Regions from separate parts of the Mus musculus genome. Here regions 1 and 3 are each linked to region 2. Evidence: chromatin loops called from intact Hi-C (ENCODE). Cell type or tissue: left cerebral cortex. All regions are shown on one strand.

Region 1 (5,000 bases), 110 kb before region 2:
ATTGTCTTCCAGTCATGTGTCACTCATTGAGAACTTCTTGAATACAGAGTCTGGTGGGGAACGTAACATGTATGTCAACACGCAACACCAACAGTGAGAGACACAGCACTCCTGAGGGGGCATAAGGACAAGATTCAAAAGCAAAAAGCAAGGCTGTGAACACGTGTCCAGAAAGCATGGCAATTGTATTTTGAAGGGTGTGTAGAAGTTGTCAAACCTAATAAAGAAGGGCCAGGTTGTAGCCAGATCTTCAGACTCTACAGCCTTAAGCCAACAAAGTAAATGAGGCATCCGAGTGTCAGGAACGTGACTGGCACACAAGCCTGAGGAACCTGAGCTTGTAGCCTCAGAGTTTAAAAGCTGGCTGTAGCAAGGTACACACGTAATACCTAAGCCTGCTTAGGGAGGCAGGAATAATAAGACTTGCTGGCCAACCAGTCTTCAGAATTGGCAAACTCCAGGTTCCATGAGAGACACTGATGTCAGCCTCTGACCTCTGTATGTGTGCACACCCATACATATATGAGCACACACCTTGAGCTCATAGTCAGTCAGCTCTGGTGAAGGCAATAGAGCAACAAGGAAGGGGGAATGGTGTCAGCTGATGGGAGTCAGGGAAATAGATGTGCCAAGAAACAAGCTAGACTGGGGTGGCCCTTACAGCGCTGTGTGACAGCACCAGGGAATCCATACACCACCCTAAAAAGAATGGGGGCCAGCAAAGGTCCCCCACCCTTTTCCAAATAGATGGGCAGATAGATGAAATGTGTGTTTTGGAAGGAGTAGGGGACAACAGATCCTTGTATCAGGACAGGGGAGGGACCAACATCAAAAGATGTGGAAGATCGAGATGTGGAAGCAACAGACACGAGTGGCCAGAAGCAGTAGAGAGAGCAAGAGTGGCCTTGATCTGTGGAGGACCCTCCACACCCAAGGCTCATCAGTAATGTCACATGACTCAGCCATTAGAACCCAGGCTAGATGTTCCCCTTTCCCATCTCTGATCTATTGTTTAATAGCTATGTGAATCCAGAGGAACGACATAACATCTCTGGGCCTGTTTCCTAGAATACAAAAGGAACTTACAAGATGTTATGAGGGGGGAGAGATGTAGGGAGAGGAGCTAGGAGTGAGGTGGCCATGGCCAGGGGCTGGGTGTCCTTAGGGAAGCCTTGTGCTGACAGTTCTTCCGTTGGGGCTGATTGTCACGTGGGGTCTCACAGGGTATCCATTGAGGACGGGGATGGCAGCGCCTGTCTCACGTGGACAGCGCACTTCACTGAAAGCTCAGTGGGTGCCAATTGCATCACTGAGTGACAGCGTTGGTGCCCTAATAACAAGATCCCACCAGCTCTCACATCCCTGCCTCCCATCTGCGGGCTGGGTCCCTGCTTCAGCCTCTGCCCTTTCTCATGTCCCCTACAAGCGGCTGAGAAGGTCCAGAGAGAAAATCATCACCTGAGGTGTCTCTCGGGCCAGATGATAAGCAGCCATGGTTTCCTGGGCAGCCTGGAGGGACTGGGGGAATGTACAGATGGGAGCTTTAGGACCTGAGCAGGAGGCGACTGGCTTCCCAGGCTGGGAGCTGGGGGCGGGGGAGGGAATTGAGTGTCAGGCTGAGGCAGGGCAGGGCAGGGGAGTTGGGATGGTGTCGGGCTAGAGTGCTAGGGAGTTTTCCTTTCACCTTAATCATTCTGCAAACCCAAGAACTCAGGAAACACCGAACACCTCAATCAACAGCTCCCCCACACTGGCATTCCCAACTGCCCGTAGCTCAAGAGCAGTTGCTTTCTGACTATTGAGTCATCTGACTCACCAACACTGACCAGGTCCCTCTGTCACCACACGTTCAAATTCCCCCAAATTCTCCTGTTAACTGCCTTGAACATGGCCTGTCCTGGATCTACAGGACCCCGACTCACCCACCCAACCCCCACCCCCAACCTCATATCCAGTATCCCTGGAATGAGACATCAATTTTGTTCACACACCCCAGAGCCCCTCCGGGTTTGTGGCTACAAAAGAACCGGGACAGAACCCAGAGTAAAACAGAAACAGTTCTTGTTCCTTAGGGGTTTCTCCACGTCCCTGACAGTCAGATTGGGCTTTCTCTACAGTAACCGAAAGCCGTTGATGGGTTGAAAGAAACCTCGAACGCTGAACCCCGAAATGAGTCAGGGAAGGGCGGGCTGTGCATCAGACCCTGAAAATCCTATAGTTGAGAATGGGCATGTGACCTCAAGCTCGTGGGGTGGGGGTGGGGTGCCAGGGGTAATTCAGTTGGGGGGGGGAATGTGTGAGAGAGATGAGCTGTGAAGCCACGTGGTGATGTTCCCCTTCCTGTCTCCAAACGTTCTAGTACAAGCTGATGATAAGGGGACAGTGGCTGTCTGTCCCCAGAAAAAGATGGAGCTGGTGAGGCATGGGCCCCACGCTAAGCCTAAGCGTCTCTCTATCTCTACAGCTAGGATTTCGACTTATGGTTAGGGATTTAGGAGGGAGGCAAGATAGGAATAGAGGGCAGAGTTAGCTTCAGTAAGACGTGCTTACATAGCATGGAGGAGAATGTAGAGGGGAAAAACGTTTGTCCGGGTCACCCTGATGCCCTTCCTGCCTGTACTGAGTGACCAAGCGTAGCCTCCTCAGCCTGGAGTACATGTCAGGTACCCTGGGTGTCATGTAGCCTAGTCTCCAGCAGGTGGTGCTATGGCCAAGGACAAACAACATCTGCGTTTGAACTGTTTCCCTGGCCTCAAGAGGTCCCCCAGACTCAGATTGGGGAGCAAAGTCCTACTCTGGACTGCAAGACCCATAGGGTCTGACTCTTCCTGTAGATCTGAAGAACTGGGATTCAAGGGCTGGAGAGGGGTGCCAATAGCAAAGAAGGCGGATCAAGGGTCCCCAGGGGTGAGACGGGAGTATGTGGGGTAGAGGTCTGGGGTGGGGGGCATAAGATGTCTGCAAAAATTACTTTTCCAGTTGTCCTCTTGCTTAGCTGTCAGGAGAAAATACAGCCCAGGCTGGCTCAAGGCTCAGCTCTGAGCAGAATGAGGAGTGGTCGCTGTCATATGCAAGCCTGTTCTAACCAGTGGTCTCTGTCTGCAGAGTATTCGAAAACACGTTGAGGGAGAGAGAACAGATTCCCATTTCCTTAGCCCTTAGAACATCTGTGAGGCTTCACATGTGGCTGTCTGTGCCCTTGACCATCAAGGAATGCTCCCAGGCCGGTGGATCTTGCCACCAAGGAAGTGTTGAACATGTGTGCATACATCCCGACTACCACAGGGCTGTGCATCATGTGGAATGGGAAGTTGGGGGGGGGGGAGTCAGGACCCTGTGCGGAACCAGCAGTCTGGAGGAGTTATTGGGGTACAGTGGATACTGCAAACCAGCAGCAGCCTAGACTGGCCAGGGCAGGGGAGGGGGGAGGGGAATGGGAGGGGGATGGGAGGGGGATGGGAGGGGGTGGAGCCAGCTGTTCTACTTCTTTCCCAGACCTGGGAGTAGAAGCGGAAGGGAGGGAGGTGAAGACAGGGATGCTGGGCAGCAGGCCAGGTGTTCAAACACACAATCTGGTTCTGATGTTCTCTTTCAGCAAGCCCGAGGTGCCTGGAGCCTGGGATAAAAGTTCCCAATGGTGCCCCTGCCCCACCCCCGAATGTCTCCTTAATCACCGAGCAATTTTTACCGGGGCGGTAACATCATCTCCTTTGTCTCCTCTAGGGAAACCCAGGAAAAACGTGCTGGTGGTGGCTCTCCTTGTCATTTTCCAGGTGAGGCTTCCTGCCAGGGCAAGAGCTCTCTTCCCTCCTCCACACCCCCTCCCCAGCCAGGAGTGCTGGAACACAAACAGACCGCTGCAAGGAACGAAAGGTCTAGACACAAACCCACCTGCCGTTCACGGCCCCTTGCCCCCCCCCGCCTCCCCCCACGAAGGGGGCAGGCATTCTCTGGACTTCCATTGTCCCCCTTTAAAATAAAGCCCAGGGAGACGTAACCTACCCCCACCCTCGTTCTTCCCAGCTCCCACCTCCTCACTCAGGAGACAGAAACAGTGTCTGAGATCTCTTAGACTTGTGCAACACAGGGCTTAGAGTGGGCCTGGTTTTGCACATAGGTGCACACATCATCTGTGAACTGAGAAAAGGACCCTCGGTCGGGCGCTCTGGTTACTCCCCAGTCACCCAGAGTTGCTTCCTCTTGCCTTTCAGTCCAAGGGTCTCCTTGTAATCTCATTCTGTTTTCCTTCATAAAATAGAAAGACCTTGGCTTGGCTTGCCTGTGGGGAGCAGGAGGGAGAATGAGTGGAGCCCGGGACCCGGGTGGAGAGGACGGTGAAGGGAACACATAGTGGGTCTGAATTCTGCAGAGCCAAGAGCCCACTCCGTTCTCTATCCCAGCAATGGAGGCAGAACGTGTGTCTCCCCAACCACCAGAGTCAGGAGAAACTCTGAGAGTCAAGTTTCCTCAATTGGGGTAGGACTCTCTCAAGGTGGGGAATGGCCACGGCCAGCCTGGAGAAGCAATGCTTCAGGATTTGACTTTCTCCCAGGTCCGGAGGCCAGAGGGGGAGCTTTCCAGGAGCTCAGGCCAGGCACAGGCCCCAGGCTGGGCACTGTTCCCCAAACCCCTCTCAGAGGCCCCCTGGAGCTTGGGTTGCAGCCCCTTAGCCTGGCCCTTTCCCCATCACCACTCCCGCCCCTCCTGTACTGCTGGCTGGAAGGCCAGAGAAGGGTAAAGACATCTGTGGCTGGTTTTTGTCTTTCACTTGGGAGGAAGGGGGGGGGGGGTTCAGACAAGGCCGGATGTGGTGGGGCTGTGGGCTGCAGAGGCGGCAAGCTTGGGGGAAGGGGTGTTGAACAGGAGGGAGAAGAGAAGACTGGGAGGGAGGTGGTGTGGGAGCACACTTCATAGAAGCTGGGAGTTCTGACCTCCAAAGGGTCTAGAAGCCCTTTAAGCCTCTGGGGCCGCAGACCTAAGGCCACAGACCCATTCGTGAA
Region 2 (5,000 bases):
GACAGCTCCGTGCACACGCCTTGCCCGTGCATCAATGTACGCAGGGGCTTCTCCACCCCCCGGGGAGGGTAGCAGCGCATGCCTGAGCCACAGCGTGGGGTGTACACCCCGCAGGGCATCCCCAAGCCCAGGGCGCAAGTGGCGCAACAACCGCAGCCTGGCTCCCGCACCAACTCCTCGCAACCCACGGGGGGGCGGCAGCGCGCCAGCTTCTCCTCGGAGCAAGGGGGGCAGTGGATGGCTTCGTCGCCCAGGCTCGGCCGAGGCCCTGCGGCCAGCAGCAGGGCGGCCACGAGGCCGAAGGGCAGCATGGCGAGGACGAGGGTGGGGCGCAGGAGGGGAGCGCGGGCTCGCGAGCGGGCTGCAAGGGACCCGGAGGCAGCGCCCAGAGAGCTTAGAGAACCAGACCCGGAGGGCGCAGGGACACGGGGCGACCCCGGCAGGCAGAGACGGAGCCGGGGAAGTTAGCAAGCACGCTGGAGCAGAGCGAGCCTGGCCACCGAGGCGCTGCGCTGCATCCTCGGCCGGCCCAGCAGGCGGCGGGGGGCAGGGGGCTGAGCGGCTGCCCGGGACCGGCTCCCGGGACTTTATACCGGCCCCCTGGCCACACCCCCAGCGCCGTCCCCGAGGTGGGAGAGCAGGGGAGGGCGAGGGGGAACTGGAGCAATGGAGCGGGAGAAGAGGCCGTTAGGGGGGAGGGGGCGCTGGCCTGAGTCGCCGCCACCGCTACAACATCTGAAAGTCCTTTGCCCCGCCGAAGAAAGCGACGCAGTTTGGAAGCGGTGGCCTGCGCGCGGAGAGCCTCTGAGCTGGACCCTGAAGAGGAAGCAGGGCGAGGGGAAACGAAGGGGATGTTGCTTTGCCCCCCTCCCTCGACCTCGAAGGAGTCCTTCCCAGACACCTAGGAGATCCTCCTGCTGCCACAGAAAACCTGACCTCATAGCGGATTCAAGATTCTCTTGTTCAGTTCCCATCCCTGGCCAGAGTCCTCCGGTCACCCCCACCCACCCCCCGGGTATGTCCAGTCAACCTCTAGAGACCGCGCTAAAGTGGGACAAGGCGACTAAGCACTCTGTAAAGGGTCCAGGAGAGTTCTGGCCTCAAGGTGCTAATAGGCAGTCTTCTCACTTGCCCCTGAACCCCTGTCGCTTGACCCCCGCCCCTGGTTCCATTTGGGCCTTGCTGCACTCTGCTTCCAGAACTCCAGAACAAAGTGCCAAGCCTCTTCCTCCTTCCTAGATGTTGTTCCCTCTACCGCCCTGCTTAGATTCTGGAAGGAGACTGCCATTGGCTTTGTACAAGATGTGAGTCGAACAACTCCAGGGGGCTCCACTTCATGTACTCATTGTGTGTTTGCATAGTTACTGCAACAGTTTCCCAGTAGATGGCAGTCAAAGATTTCCAGAAAGAGAAGCGGCCTTTTAATTTTCCCGACGCCACTTTGCCCCTGGGTGATAAAGGGATTATTGATAAATATATCCCTTCCCCTCGCAGCAATTCTGTTGGAAACGGGAATTGATCTAGAGTCGCGTTTGGAGGAGAGACCCACCTCCTACCACCTTCTTTTTCATTTCTCCCTACGCCTCCTCATCCTCCCCAACCAAGGAGTTCGCTTCTTGTGTCTGTCCAGGCACAGTCGGAGGACCGAAGGATTTTGCGGGTGGATGGGGTCCGGAAGGGTTGGGCTAAACATCCAAGGAGCAACCAACCTAAAGATTTCCTAGACCTCTTCCGGTTCTTTGTCCCAGAGTCGGGGTCTTTCAGCCTCGGAGGAATTAGGCCACCTCCCACTTTCTGCACCGCAGACTGTTGGCGCGGTTGGAGGGAGAAAGGCACCAAGACCCGGACCTGGAAGACTGATCAAAAAGTTGCGAACTGACGGCACCTACTGGCAACCTCTAAGACTGCAGGAGGGTTGAAGTGATAGGATTCCTTCCCTCAGTCCCATCGCAAGGATAAAGTTGGGTCTCTCCTGTCTCATCTGCCATAGAGAAAAGTGAACAGAACGGGTTCTTGAAGCTCCTGGGGGAAGACAGCGGGTTTTTTGTTTTTGCTTCTGTTTTGTTTTGTTTTTGATTCGGAAGCCAGTCCCTGCCCCCATCCTCGTCCTTAAACCCAGTCAGCCTTATACTTAATGCACCAAGTTGAAGTTGGTGTCTAGCTAAAAGGAAGCCTATGCCACTTCTTGGAGCTCCTGTGGGAACAAGAAGGACCAATAAGGACAGTTCTGAGGCCCAGCACTCAACTTGCCGGCCAGACAGCAAACCCAAGATGAATAGACGCGCGTGCTGATGAAAGTGGGTGTTCTGTAAAGGTCTCTAGATGAGACAGAGGCCCCCATCCTGCAACCCCAACACCTCCTCTGCCCCCAAACCTTCCTCTGGTGTCTCCCCACCCCCACCCCATTCCCGGGAAGTCAGGGCTCAAGCATGACTCTCCACATAAGGTACATTCACTAAGCACTTATTATCCCAGGACTTTTGCCTCAAGAAGAGAGAAGACAAGTGTGTAATGAAAATAAGTTTTCTAAGACATGGGCAGGCGCTCTAGGAGATATTTATATGGGACACATGGGGACCCAGAGGCACTCGAAGCCAGTTCTACCTCTGGGGCATGAGAAATATTCACTGCTGATGTGACCTGAAGCCAAGTTTCCTGTGCTCAAGAATAAAATTAAACTGGTATCAGCATGGTCAGACTAGATGATTATCCAGCCTGTCACTTCGCCCTCATTAGGGATGCTGAAGCTCAGGACCTTCAGGACCTGTCAAGCAAAAGGGACTTTATAAGCATCTCTGAGAAGTGCCTAGAAGGAGATAGGCACCAAGCATTTTGTCCTTCCTAGGCCTCCCCTGCTAGGAACTCATCCCAGATTATAGGAGCTCTTCTGATGGTGCGACCTGTGTCTCCTCCACCAAACTGGAGCCTCTCTTGGTTTAGTGTGCCTCTCAGCAGTAAAAGCTGCTCAAGGAGATAGGAGGAACAGTAGTCAGAGCCAGGGCTCTGAGTGTTAAGTTGTAGCAGAGCCCTTTACAATTATAGATCTGTTACTTAACATCTTTATAAAATGGATTTATTGGTATTTATTTATTTTGAGACGGGAGGTCTCATTATGTAACCTTTGCTGGCCTAGAAGTCACTATGTGGGCCAGGCTAGCCTTGAACTCTTGAAGATCCAGTTACCTCTGGTTCTTGAGTGCTAGCATAGAAGACAGGCTACCAAGTCATAGTGGTTTTCTTAAAGATTGATTTTATATGCGCACACCATTGCAGTCTTCAAACACACCAGAAGAGGGCATCAGATCCCTTTACAGAGGGTTGTGAGCCACTGTGTGGTTGCTGGGAAATGAACTCATGACCTTTGGAAGAGCAGTCAGTGCTCTTAACCGCTGAGCCATCTCTCCAGCCTGCCCTAGTATTTTTTGATTATGTGTGTGTGTGTCTGTTAAGTGGATGTGTACATGAGTGCAGGAACCCACAGAGGCAGAGAGGCCAGAGGCATCAGATCTCTTGGAGCTGGGGTTATAGGCACTGTAAGCCACCTGAGATCTGCTGGGACCTGAACTGGAGTTCTCTGGAAGCTGAGCCATCTGTCTTCAGGTCCCCATTTAACATATAAATAAGTAATTTTCATCATTGAAGAAATGAAGGAAGGGAGGTAAAAAGGAAGTGGGAAGGGGCAAAATTCATGGGCTCAACCATGGAGAATGGTTAGAAGAAAACAAGAGGGGATAATGACAGGGGTTCTGAGAACTGGAGATATATATAGCTTACTTGTAGAGTACTTACCTAGCACGCATGAGGTCCTAGGTTCAAATCTCTGTAGCCCCTGAAGGTCATTTTACCCAGGCATGGTTGCCCAGGCCTATACTCCCAGTACTTAGGAGAGGCCAGCCTGGGCCATACAGTGACTCTGTCTCAAACAATCAAGAAGAAAGGGAGGAGTCTGAAATCCACGGGCAGAGTTACTGGTACAGGCTGGTCCCTCCACCTGGCTTCGCCTCCTGTGGGCTGGACGCTCCTGTAATGTGCCTCTGGGAAGCAGAATCCTATTTCCCTGCTCTTGCCTGGGCGGGAGCATGGACGGTTTTATCAGTCCCTGCTTCCTGGGACCTGGGAAGACACTCTACCTGATGCACAGATGAGGAAACTCTCCCCCCCCCCCCCATCCATCCAGCCCCTTCCTGCCCATCCTCTCCCTGACTTGATGATCAGCCAGTCTCATTAGCTGCCTTCCTGGGACAATTCCAGGCTTCTGCTGACCTCAGAGAACAGATTGCGGGTAGGGGTCGGGGCTCTCAAAGCCAATAAAGACAGAGTTGTGACTGGGCATGGTGGTGCATATATTTCATTCCAGCACAGGCAGAGGCAGGAGGGGAGCTCTGTGAGTTGGAGACCAGCCTGGTCTATATAGTGAGTTCCAGGATATAGTGAGACCTTCTCATAAATAAATAAATACATAAATAAATAAATAAATAAATAAATAAATAAACAAAATTCTGTTCTCAGGGAACACCCAATCTGATAAGCTTGCCCTCGGGGGCATCTTGTCTGATGGGATAGACAAAAATATATAATTATGAGAATTAACCCTTTAACTCCCATTGACCGTGTCACAGGGAGCTTCATGAAGTCAGCGTTATCAGTGTTGTCTTTTTAAGACAGGAAAAGCGAGGCACATAAGGATTACATAACTTACTCAAAGTCACATAGCAGGTCGAGGGACAAAGATGTGAACCTAAGCTGTCTGGCTCCAGTCTGCACAATTAGCTCTTATGCCTCACTGTCCCTTGAATCAGCCATCGGAAAGACTCTACACAGAAATCAAGGGCAGAAGACTGTGACACAGAGTTTAAGCGGAGCACGGGGAGTCAGTGGAGGCAGCATCAGTATGGGACTATGCCTCAGGCCTCTTGTTTTGTTTTTGTTTTTGTTTTTCGAGACAGGGTTTCTCTGTGTAGCCCTGGCTGTCCTGGAACTCACTCTGTAGACCAGGCTGG
Region 3 (5,000 bases), 120 kb after region 2:
GGGGCTTCCCGTTTGCACAGTAAGCACTTTGCCAACTGAACTGTCAAGGTTTGTCTGTCTGTCTGTCTGGTTTTTGGTGGTGTCTTTCCTTTCCAGCCCCAGCACTGAGGACTGAACCCAGGGCCTTGTGCCTATCAGGCAAGCCCGAGAACTCTTTTATTAAGTTGTCCAGGTTGGCCTTGAACTTGTCCTGTGTAGCCGGGACTGCAGGCCTGTACCACCAAGTCTAGTTTGTTGTGTATCTTTAGAAAGTCCGTACAGGCAGGGCGGACTGAGAATGTGGTTCAGTGGTGATGTTCCTGCGCTGGGGTGGGGGTGGGGCAAGGAGCAATGGGAAGGGAGGGAAGGAAAAGGGCTCTGCCAAGTTTTCTGATTTTTGGGTAGCTAGGCTGGACCTCACACACTCTTGGAATTAGCTAGCCACAGGCAAGTCTTCATTGAGCCAGAAATGGCAGAGGCATCTTGGGGTTGGAATTCATACCAACTTTATTGAGTCTATGTTCTTTCCATAGCGATACCTGACACTATGGAAACTTAATCTGGTTCTTAAAATAACAACAACAACAATAATAACAATAATAATAATGACAAACCAGGATACACACACCCCAGTGTCTTCAAAAGGAGGAAATGTAGGTCAGCATCTTTGCCACTACGCCATGTGGCCTAAGATCCTGGCAAAAACTAGCAACCACAGGCCCATCCCTTTCCACTTAAACTCCCACCACCTTCCCATAGCTTCCAGCTTCGGTGAGAAAAAGCAGCAAGGAAAGGCCTCTCTCCTCCTTTCCGCCTCGGCGTCTGAATTACACTTAAGACTTTGCTGACAAACATACATCAGCCTCTGCTCCCACAAGGGCAGCGGAAGCCAAGCAGGGACTCTAAGTCTGCTTCACGCATCACTGACACAACCCACCCTGTTCCAATTGCTGAAGCCTTAAGAGTAGCAATGACCTAGAAATCGACAGTGTGTGTGGGGTGTGTGTGTGTGTGTGCTGAAGGAAACAAAACAGTCCACAGAAAGCCCTATTTCCAAATGGGGAGAAGACAGAGAGAGGGGAAGGAACTTGGCCCCTTTGAATCTGTAAATGCAATCTTGGCTAGAAGCCAGGGAGGATACAGCCCAGTCCCACTGAGAGTCAAACCCTGTTCCTGACTCAAGCCCTGCAGTTAAGAGGAAGGCGCCAAGCCTCAACTACATCGGAGGCGGGGAGGCCGCTCCTCTTTGGGCAGGATCCTACTATGGACACAGAACAGACAGCAGCTGCCCACAGTGTGGAAACAAACTGTAAAGCAGTCACGTCTCTTAAGGCTGCAGCATCCAATAAAATGTAATTTAAATCAAGCCTCACATCTGTTCTCAATCCCATTCGGTCTCTGCTTCCCATCAGTCTTCGGACAATCTTTACAGTTGTGCTCGTTAACCCTTACAGTTCCAGACTCTCTCCAAACTCCTTGGGAGAGTATGGTCTTGTGCACCGCCCCAGAGGGAATGTGTATTCTATGAGTGAGTGCTTGGCATCCAATCTCCTCTCTACAGTCTTCTGCAGTGGGCAGTGTGCATCTCAGAGGGCGTCGAGCGAGCCCTCCTATCTCATCCCAGCACATCCCATCCCATCCCATCCCATCCCACCTGCTGTGGGGTTCAGATCGCTTTACAAGGATAATGTGCAGGCTGCATCAAACAGTGGCCAACAGATCTCCTGTACCCATATCAGATTCCCAAGCTCGGGGCCGGATCAGGCATCGGGGCAGCAGCCTCGCCTGGAGAAAAGCAAAGACTCAGACAGTTCATCCCAGGCATGGTTTGCTCCCAAGCACTTAGCCAGGTACGAATGCATCAGCAACCTCCCAAACAAGTCGGACTCAGGCACCTTCCTGCCCCTTCCCTCAAAACCACCCTTGCCCGGGCCACACTTTCAAAGCGGCGTTGTAATGGTGCCCTCTGGTGTCCCTGTCACAAACTGCCACTTGATGCCAGGAAGATGAACTTCTCTAGGGAGCCTAGAAAGAGGGGCTCAGATGAAAATTCATCCGGAGCTGCATCCTATTGAAACAATGGCTCTGTCTGAGGGAAGCTAACCCTGAGGCAAAGTGTGAGAGAGTATTTCCACTTGCTAGTTATTTTTAATTTTGTTGTTGTTGTTTCTGGAGTCTCTGTAGACCAGACTGTCCTGGAACATGTCTGAAACACAGGGACCCGCCTGCCTCTATCTATCACCTGCGGGCTGGGATTTAAGGGTGTGTACTACCAAGGCCCGATGAGAAGGTATTTTCTTATTAACCTCTGAAAACCTAAGCTACCATGGAGTGTGGCTGCTTAAAAAGACGAACACAAACCCATAAAATGGCTTGAAGGGTAGGCGCTGGTCGCCAGCCAAGTTTGATGGCCCGAGCTCAGTCCTAGCGGTCCACACCGTAGAAGGCAAACAGCGACTCCTGCTGCTTGACTCGGATATGAACACCTATGTGCCCGAAAACCCAGAGACAACAAATGCAGCCCAGACAAACGAAACTTGAAAATAAATATATTCACAATCTGTAGTTATTCTCCTCGTCACCCCCATACTGGTGGGGAGCACGGGAGATTCTTCATCAGTCCTTAAAAAGTCCAGGGCAGCAACACCTGTCACATGAATGAGGCATCCTCTGAACACAATGCCCTTCCACGGAGGCTCGTAAATTTTCCTGGATCATTCCATTTCATCCTTCTAAACTTCAAAGTTCTTTACAAAATATATCCTTTGTAGACAGAGGTAATACATACACACACTCTCCAACACAAGTCCGTATATACTCGTAGGCACTGTGTTTAGGAATGTGAAAGGGGAAAAGTACTGAACATTGCTTTAAAAAGGGCCACTGTTTTTATTCTTACAGAGTCTCATGTAGTCCAGGCCAGCTCAAGCTCACTATGTAGCAAAGGATGGCCTTTAACTCTTGACTCTATTTCCCAAGTGCTGGGATCACAGGCATAAAAGTCACCACACCCAGCTACTCGGTCATTTTTATGGGTAAAACCAGTAAGAACCAAAGATATCAGCCAGCGCTAACACTCATGAATCCATACACTAAAATTTACTGGTGCGGAGTAAAAAAGGCCGTAACTGTTTCCAAACGACCTTACTAAAATGAAGATTCTGGGGGCTCTCAAATGCCAGTGGGAGGGACACCTGCAAGTGCCATGAGTAAGAGCCATTCAGGGCAGACCAGCAGCGAGGATGTTCCCGGTGAAAGCTTTGCCGTTCAGGACATGCTCTATTTCCTTTTCTTCAATCTTCAGAGACACCTGGAAAGAGAAGAGGTCTTTCTGTGATGACGAACATCGGCGCTCACGCATGCACACACTTGCAGGCGCACACGCTGTTACACCCCCCTATCATATTCCATTCTCCTCAAATGGACAGGTTAACTGCTGCCATCCTCAATGGCCCGAATCACATCACTCCGTTGTCCTCACATCCTAAGCCCTAGCTGGCAGAAAAGCAAACTGTTCACTAGTCACTTCTAATCGTTACTTTGGCAGAGGACACGCTCGCCAAGACAGGACAATTAAAAGCAGGGACACGCACAAAAAGCCATTACTTGTACCTTGGTGAGGCGGCTCTCCTTATTTTTCTTTAATCCCACAAGGCCCCTGGACTCCAGGAGTCCTGAAAGGGACAAACACTCAGACTGGTCTACGGCCGTCACCTGCTGTTTGCGACAGATGCTACTGTAGGCTTCATATAACTGGGAGGAAATGAGGGAGAACAAGTGTCACTTACAAGCCACATCTCATAACCTTACAGATGAAAAACAAAAAGAAAGAAGCCCAGAAACTGTGTCTTAAGTTATCTGAATATCTCCCCTCCCACTTTTACTGACCCCTCGAATTGGCAACAGACCTTCCGAACCCCCAATACTTTATGTGATTCTTCTTTAAAAAAAAAAAAAAAAGCTAGAGTGGTGGCATATGCCTTTAATCCTAGCACTTGGGAGGCAGAGGCAGATTTGAGTTCGAGGCCAGCCTGGTCTACAAAGTGAGTTCCAGGACAGCCAGAGCTACACAGAGAAACTCTTGTCTCCAAAAACCAAAACCAAAAAAATTTATTATATGTGAGAACACTGTAGCTGTCTCCAGATGCACCAGAAGAGGGCATCAGATCTCATTACGGGTGGTTGTGAGCCACCATGTGGTTGCTGGGATTTGAACTCAGGACCTTCAGAAGAGCAGTCAATGCTCTTAACTGCTGAGCCAGATTTATTTTATTTTGTGTTTTGCTGCCATGCATTTATGTATGTGTACCATGCTCATGCCTAGATGCCCACGGAGAACAGAAGAGTTGTTGGATCCCCTGGCACTAAAGGTACAGATCCAGATGTTTGTGAGCCACCATGTGGGTGTTGGGGATGGAACCTGGGTCTTCCGCACAAGCAGTTGTTAGTGACTGCCCAGTTTTCTTACTCTAAGGTAGAACTTAGGAACGGGACTTTACGTAAGTTTGGGGAGGGGTTGGGGGAGGACCATAGATGCAAAGACAAAGGTGGGTTCTACACAGCCCTGGCTGGCAATCACCCTGGCTCTGCCTCCTAGCTACCAGGATTACAAGTATGGTACCGCTCTATCTGGTTCATGGCTAACTCAGTTTTTAAATTTTCGGGTAGGGGGCTAAGGGTGGTGAGACAGGATCTTTCTGTATAGCCCTGCCTGGCTCTCCTGGAACTCACTAGGATTAGACTGGCCCAGAGTTCAGAGATCCACCTGCCTCTGCCTCCCAGAGTTTTGTTATTAAAGGCGTGAGCCACCACCGCCTGGCCTCAACTCATGTTTCTGAGACAATGTCTCACGACGGTGTAGCCTTGGCTGGCCTAGAATTCCCTACATAGACCAAGCTCTGGGTCAAATGTAGCAAAAGCTCCACTCGGCCCTGCCTCCTACTCATCGTTAATTCCCAGGGCCTTTTGGAAAGTAGCTTTGGCAAAGCCTCAGCCCCACCTGCTGAGACGCGAAGCTTACC

The links. A loop is a pair of places that touch in the nucleus more often than their neighbours do. Peaks named below come from ENCODE experiments on the same cell type or tissue, not always from the same donor. Only the 100,000 strongest peaks of a DNase experiment are listed, where the experiment ranks them.
Region 1: it touches region 2 in a loop (6-fold over the local background); 22 of 42 quality-filtered maps call a loop at or near these places.
Region 3: a loop joins it to region 2, with 8 times the contacts of the local background. A loop is called at or near these places in 15 of 42 quality-filtered maps.

What each region holds. Positions count from the first base shown.
Region 1 is chr11:99,147,808-99,152,807 of GRCm38, reverse strand. Ccr7 (chemokine (C-C motif) receptor 7) reads left to right here. Exons shown (of 3, transcript NM_007719.2): 2 at 3,724-3,773. Among named protein-coding and RNA genes, the nearest start is that of Ccr7, 4.8 kb to the left of the region's middle. In left cerebral cortex, a CTCF peak has its summit at 2,691 (motif pointing right); DNase peaks (open chromatin) are centred at 2,693, 3,580 and 4,050; H3K27ac peaks cover 780 bases.
Region 2 is chr11:99,036,808-99,041,807 of GRCm38, reverse strand. It overlaps Igfbp4 (insulin-like growth factor binding protein 4), which reads right to left and starts at 564. Exons shown (of 4, transcript NM_010517.4): 1 at 1-564. The coding sequence starts at 311. In left cerebral cortex, CTCF peaks have their summits at 529, 1,329, 1,889 (motif pointing left) and 3,302 (motif pointing right); DNase peaks (open chromatin) are centred at 148, 604, 1,353 and 1,864; H3K4me3 peaks cover 1,840 bases; H3K27ac peaks cover 1,602 bases.
Region 3 is chr11:98,919,405-98,924,404 of GRCm38, reverse strand. Cdc6 (cell division cycle 6) reads right to left here. Exons shown (of 12, transcript NM_001025779.2): 10 at 5,000; 11 at 3,592-3,732; 12 at 463-3,289. The coding sequence ends at 3,200. Among named protein-coding and RNA genes, the nearest start is that of Cdc6, 14 kb to the right of the region's middle. In left cerebral cortex, CTCF peaks have their summits at 1,952 (motif pointing left), 2,518 and 4,125 (motif pointing right); DNase peaks (open chromatin) are centred at 806, 1,254, 1,932 and 2,340.